Regions from separate parts of the Homo sapiens genome. Here region 1 is linked to region 2. The links are chromatin loops, found by intact Hi-C in ENCODE. Cell type or tissue: Caco-2. All regions are shown on one strand. Links, peaks and the distances in the headings refer to the core of each region. The heading gives the core; the rest is flanking DNA.

The links. Hi-C counts contacts between places; a loop is a spot of excess contacts. Peaks named below come from ENCODE experiments on the same cell type or tissue, not always from the same donor. Only the 100,000 strongest peaks of a DNase experiment are listed, where the experiment ranks them.
Region 1: it touches region 2 in a loop (4-fold over the local background); 22 of 110 quality-filtered maps call a loop at or near these places.

What each region holds. Positions count from the first base shown.
Region 1 is chr11:87,288,712-87,291,640 of GRCh38, forward strand. All of the region lies in intron 6 of TMEM135 (transmembrane protein 135), which reads left to right. Among named protein-coding and RNA genes, the nearest start is that of TMEM135, 250 kb to the left of the region's middle. In Caco-2, for the core only: CTCF peaks have their summits at 1,807 (motif pointing left) and 2,040; no DNase peak of the experiment used is centred there.
Region 2 is chr11:86,999,233-87,002,161 of GRCh38, forward strand. It overlaps FZD4-DT (FZD4 divergent transcript), which reads left to right. Exons shown (of 3, transcript NR_038905.1): 3 at 644-1,718. Among named protein-coding and RNA genes, the nearest start is that of TMEM135, 37 kb to the right of the region's middle. In Caco-2, for the core only: no CTCF peak of the experiment used is centred there; DNase peaks (open chromatin) are centred at 722 and 1,249.

The DNA of each region.
Region 1 (2,929 bases), core at 302-2,801, 290 kb after region 2:
ACTCAAGATTGTAGAGAAGTTATGAGTAGCATCTGTATCCTTTCTCATATCAAGATTTTTTTCACTACACCATGCGTTGCCTCTGAAGAAATACTTTTTTTCATTTTTTAGGTGTTTATTTAAAATGCGTAATATAAGCACAGTGGCACATGCCTGTGATCCCAGCTACTTGGGAGGCCGAGGTGGGAGGATTGTTTGAGTCCAGGAGTTTAAGACCAGCTTGGACAACATAGGGAGATCCCATCTTGGGGGGTGAGGAGGAAGAAGTAATAAATAAGTAAATAAAACAAGTAATATTGTTTTAGATGCTTATATTTTTCTTATGTAAAAATTGACACATTAACTTTATTGTGAAAACGTGATTACAATCACAGACATGCAATGGAAAAAAATTCCATATTGTCTGCACCTTCTTCTGAGACCACATTTTGTGTGTATGTAATGTATTTTATCTTTTAAAAAATTGAGAAATAATTGTACATATTCATGGGAGTATACAGTGATGTTTTAATACATATATAGTTATTAGATCTGGGTAATTGGCATATCTGTAATCTCAAATATTTATCACGTCTTTGTATTGGGAATATTCAATATTCTCCTTCTAGCTATTTGAAACTATGTATTACTGTTAACTATAGTCATCCTACAGTGATATAGAACCACTAGAACGTATTTCTCCTACATAGCTGTGATTTTGTATCCTTTAACAAATATCTCCATATCTTTTTTTTTTTTTTTTTTTTTTTTTTTTTGAGATGTAGTTTTGCTCTGTCACCCAGGCTGGAGTGCAGTGGTGCAGTGGTGCGATCTCAGCTCACTGCAACCTCCATCTCCCAGGTTCAACCGATTCTCCTGCCTCAGCCTCCCGAGTAGCTGGAATTACAGATGCCCGCCACCATGCCTGGCTAATTTTTTTATTTTTGTTAGAGACGGGTTTCACCATGTTGGCCAGGCTGGTCTTGAAATCCTGACCTCAGGTAATCCGCCCGCCTTGGCTTCCCAAAGTGCTGGGATTACAGGTGTGAGCCACCGCGTGCAGCCATCTCTTCATATCTTTACCTTCCCCCTACTGTTTCCAGCCTTGAGTATTTTCTGTTCTACTTTCTACTTTTCACTTCTATGAGGTAAACTGTTTTTAGCTTCCACATATGAGTGAGAACATGCAGCGTTTAACTTTTCTGTTCATGGCTTATTTCACTGAGTATAATGTCTTCCAGTCCATCCATGTTGCTGCAAATAACAGAATTTAATCCTTTTTGTGGCTGTATAGTATTCCATGGATATATTCTGGATATTAATCCCCCCTAGGATGTATAGTTTGTAAATATTTTCTCCCATTCTGTAGATTGCGAAGAAATATTTTAAAGATTTATAAAGTACATCTTTTACATCTTTTATATTTACCAAATGAGTGAAAACTGAGTAGACAATAAAAAAATCTTAGAAATCAAAATAGTTTGTTCTCATTCTTTTCAGCTCATTAGAGAGCACATAATGAAGCAGCACATTTACGTTATCCAATTTTGTGTTGGTGCCAAACAATGGGGTTTATATAAAATATAAACATTTTATATTGAATGGATTATAGGAACATCACCCATCATTAAAAGTCTAATATCGAGATATTTACTTGAGAGAACTTAATGTACTTTAATTAAGATTAGTAACATTTTTGCATCCCTATAAATGTGTTTTTAGAGGAAAACCTACAGTAAAGTGTTTGCTATAGAAGTCACACCAATGAACTACAAATTCTTCCAAAAACAGTTTTCTAGCGACATCTGCTGGTACAATGTAATAAAGATGACTATCTCATGAAAGTAATTTCATAGAAAATATCTTTGTGGGTAGAATTGTTTATTTTACTATCATTTACACTTCTAATTGAAAATTTGAACATTTGACCAAGAGTATTATCCTGATAATGATAACATTGAGCTTCTTTATACTTTCCTGTACATAGTATGCGATTCCAACCTGAACCTCTACAGTTATTTGTGTATTTACTAAGTTCTTTGATATTATTATGCAACATATTTCTTTTCCTCCATGTCTTTTTTGGCTCAGTTTTATATCATAATTTGCCTTAGTGCAGAACCTTGCAAGTAGAGATTCAGTAAATATAGACTGACTTACAGTATTTATTTTGTCATTTGCATAGATTAAGTTGAAAAGTCTACATATATGAGTTAAATGCATTATTTTTATGTGCACTTGAAAATAAAAATGAGACTTTATATTAGAAAAGAATGTGATTAGGATAAATGGATTTTTATTTTTCTTCCTTTGAAGAGATTTTCTGCATTATAAGTTGTGGAGAAGCAAAATATATTCAGTCCTTGGACATTTTCTTTACAATTATTTCCTGTATGATTGTATCTAGTCTCATGCATTTAAATACTACATATAAACAAATCAGACCTCTCCCTTAATCCTCAGACTTGTACAGCCAGTTACTTGCTTCCTCAACATTACCGTTTAATTAGTTAACACACATTTTAAACTTAACATGTCCAAAACAAAAGTTTTGATTTTCTCCTTGAAACTGTTTGTGCTTAGTATTCCCTACTTTAATGAGTGGCCGTATTATCCTTCCGTTTGATCAAACCAAAAATTATTTCAGTAATTTGTAAATTCCCTCTCTTTTACTCCACGTTTAAACCATTGAGAATTTCAGTCAGCTCTACTTCTCTCCACCTTCTACAACTATGATCTAGATGACCACAATCATCGTTCCCCTCCTAACTTGCTTCCTTGCTTCTAACCTTGCCCTCCTGTAAGTCTATCCAGCAGCCAAGTGATTTTTTTTTTTTTTTTTTTTTTTTTTTTTTTTTTGAGACAGAGTCTCACTCTGTCACCCAGGCTGGAGTGCAATGGTGTGATCTTGGCTCATTGCCAACTCTGCCTCCTGCCACCTCCCCAGTTC
Region 2 (2,929 bases), core at 189-2,688:
AAAAAAAAATTATTTTTCTCCCCAGCACTTCGCATATACCTAACACACAATAAGGACTCAAGAAAAGTTTGTTATACTCCATACTCCACTATTGTCTCATGTAAAGTAAATATATAACATTCATAATTTCATGTGTTATCTTCCCAATGAGGCTGTGAATTACATCTATGGATACCCACTCTGCACTTAACATATGCAAAATGAATAAGTGACAACCCCAACCCTCACCATTGGCTCCTTAGAACTGAAAATAATGGCAGTTGCAGTGTTTAAGGGCAACATGAATGGGCCACCTTTGGCCCGCCTGGTCAGTCTCATCTGTGTGTGATGGCAGCAGCATTTCTATGGAGCTCAGGCCTCAACATTGGGCTGTCTCTGTCCCTTTATTTACTCTGCAACCTTGAAACAGCAGCACAGGTGGTAAGAGAGCTAAGAACAGCATGATCAAGACAAAGGAAAAGGGCAAAATTTTGAGAGGAAGAAGAGGAAAGCTTTAGAATATTCATTTTTTTCTTTTTCCTCTCTCCATTCTCCATAACTCAATCAAGGGGATCTGGAAGAAACCACTTCCTGTCTTCCTGCCTTCCATTTCAAGTTTCTGAAGCTTCTTCAAATTTGTTCTCTCTCTCTCTCTCGCCTGCAGGTCATAGCCGTGCCTGGGAGAACCTTCTCTTCAACTCTGCCGCACCACTGTCAAGCTCACCTTTCTTCTAAGGTTTTATTTTAGAGTTAACATCCTCCAAAAAGCCTTCCTCAGGAGTTGAAGGTGCCCCTAATATCACAGCCATGGCATCCTGTACACTGGACCTTATTGTCTGTCTGCCTGTTGTACCTTGTATGAGTCTATAAGCAAAACCTATAAGAAGCCACATCTGGCTATTCTATGTACTCAAAAAATAATTGGCAAGTGAAAGAATGAGGAAAAGGAGAAAAAATTCAGAAGGCCCCTACCCCTTCCAATGGGTCAAGTCAGGAATTTCCTACCTGCATGTGATTCCCTGTGTCCTAGAGGGTTTTATTTACTCCTCAGACCTTGGAAACTGTTAACCAGAGTCTCTGTTTGGAGATCTTATCTGTGTGCTTCTCCATGGGTGTTGTTTCCCTGTCTCTGCAGCCATGCATTCCTCAGCTCTTTAAGTGGTGGAGCCTGTCTGCCTGGATAGAGTGCAAAAGCTACAGTGTAATCTTGCTTTCTTTCAGGGCCACTGACCAGAGGAAATAAAAACTGGACTGATTGGGCTCTCCTGATGTAGACCAGCCAGTGGCCCTCTAAGTTTCCTTCTATGTTTAAAATTCCTTATCTGACATTGCTAGCTGATCAGCAGGCCCACAGGTCAGCTGAGGGCTTATCTCCAGGGCTGGAGCTTCAAAGAGATACATGCACACGACTCCCCTGGGTCAGATGGGCTGTGTCACAGTGAGTTGGGGATAATTTGGGATCAGTCAACATAACACACATAACACAACCCATTAATTTTTTTTTTCAAAAAGCGAAGTTTATTTTACTTTTTCCCATTATGAAAGTCATCAATGCTCATTATAGAAAATTTGGCAAATAACAAAAAGTGGAAAGAAAAAAATTCCTTAATAATTTAGTATATTTGATATATTCATCCTTAATCCTTAATCTTTTACTATGTTATATCTTTAATAGTTGTGATGATATACTTTTTGTAATAAATATATATTTGTGTTGTGGCTTTTTTAAAATTTAAAAACATAACAAATATTTCCCCAAATTTCTATATTGTTTGGGTAAACAATTTTAATAGCTGCATAATTGTTTATATATAGCATAGTTTATTTAACTGTTTACTCGCTGTTAAGTATTTAGGTAGTTTTCAATATTTTTCTTTCTTTTTTTTTTTTTTTTGTGATGGAGTCTTGCTCTGTTGCCCAGGCTGGAGTGCAGTGGCACAGTCTGAGCTCACTGCAACCTCTGCCTCCCCAGGTTTAAGCAATTCTGCCTCAGCCTCCCGAGTAGGTGGAATTACACGTGCCTGCCACCATGCCTGGCTAATTTTTTGTATTTTTAGTAGAGATAGGGTTTCACCATGTTGGCCAGACTGGTATCGAACTCCTGACCTCAGGTAATCCACCCACCTTGGCCTCCCAAAGTGCTGGGATTACAGGCATGAGCCACTGCAACTGGCCAGCCCCATCTTCTTTTGTGCTGGCCTTACAAAGCTTTATAGCATGGTAAGAGGCAGTGGTATAGTGGTTAAGAGAAAGAAATATAGCATCAGACACACTTAAGTTTGTGTGCGTCTCAGCTTTGCTATTTGTCTGACCTTGGTGAACTTACTTCCCTGAGATTCACTTTTCGTATTTCTAAAATAAAATAGGAGTAGCAATAACAGTACCCGCAACAATCCAAATATCCATTACCTGATGAATGGACAAACAAAATATGATACATTCATACAATGGCATATTACTCAATTATTAAAAGGAAGTATGATAGGCCGGGCGCGGTGGCTCACACCTGTAATCCCAGCACTTTGGGAGGCCGAAGCAGGTGGATCACCTGAGGTTGGGAGTTCGAGACCAGCCTGACCAACATGGAGAAACCCTGTCTCTACTAAAAATACAAAATTAGCTGGGCGTGGTGGTGCGTGTCCGTAATCCTAGCAACTCGGGAGGCTGAGGCAGAATTGCTTGAATCCGGGAGGCAGAGGTTGCGGTGAGCTGAGATCGTGCCATTGCACTCCAGCCTGGTCAACAAGAGCAAAACTGTCTAAAAAAAAAAAAAAGGAAGTATGATATATACCACAATAGAGATAAACCTTGAAAACATTATGCTAAGTGAAAGAAGCCAGGCACCAAAGATCATATATTTTATTCCATTTAGATGAAATGTACAGAATAGGCAAATCTATAGAGACAGAAAGGAGATTAGTGGTTGCTTAGAGTTTGGGAAGATGGGGAA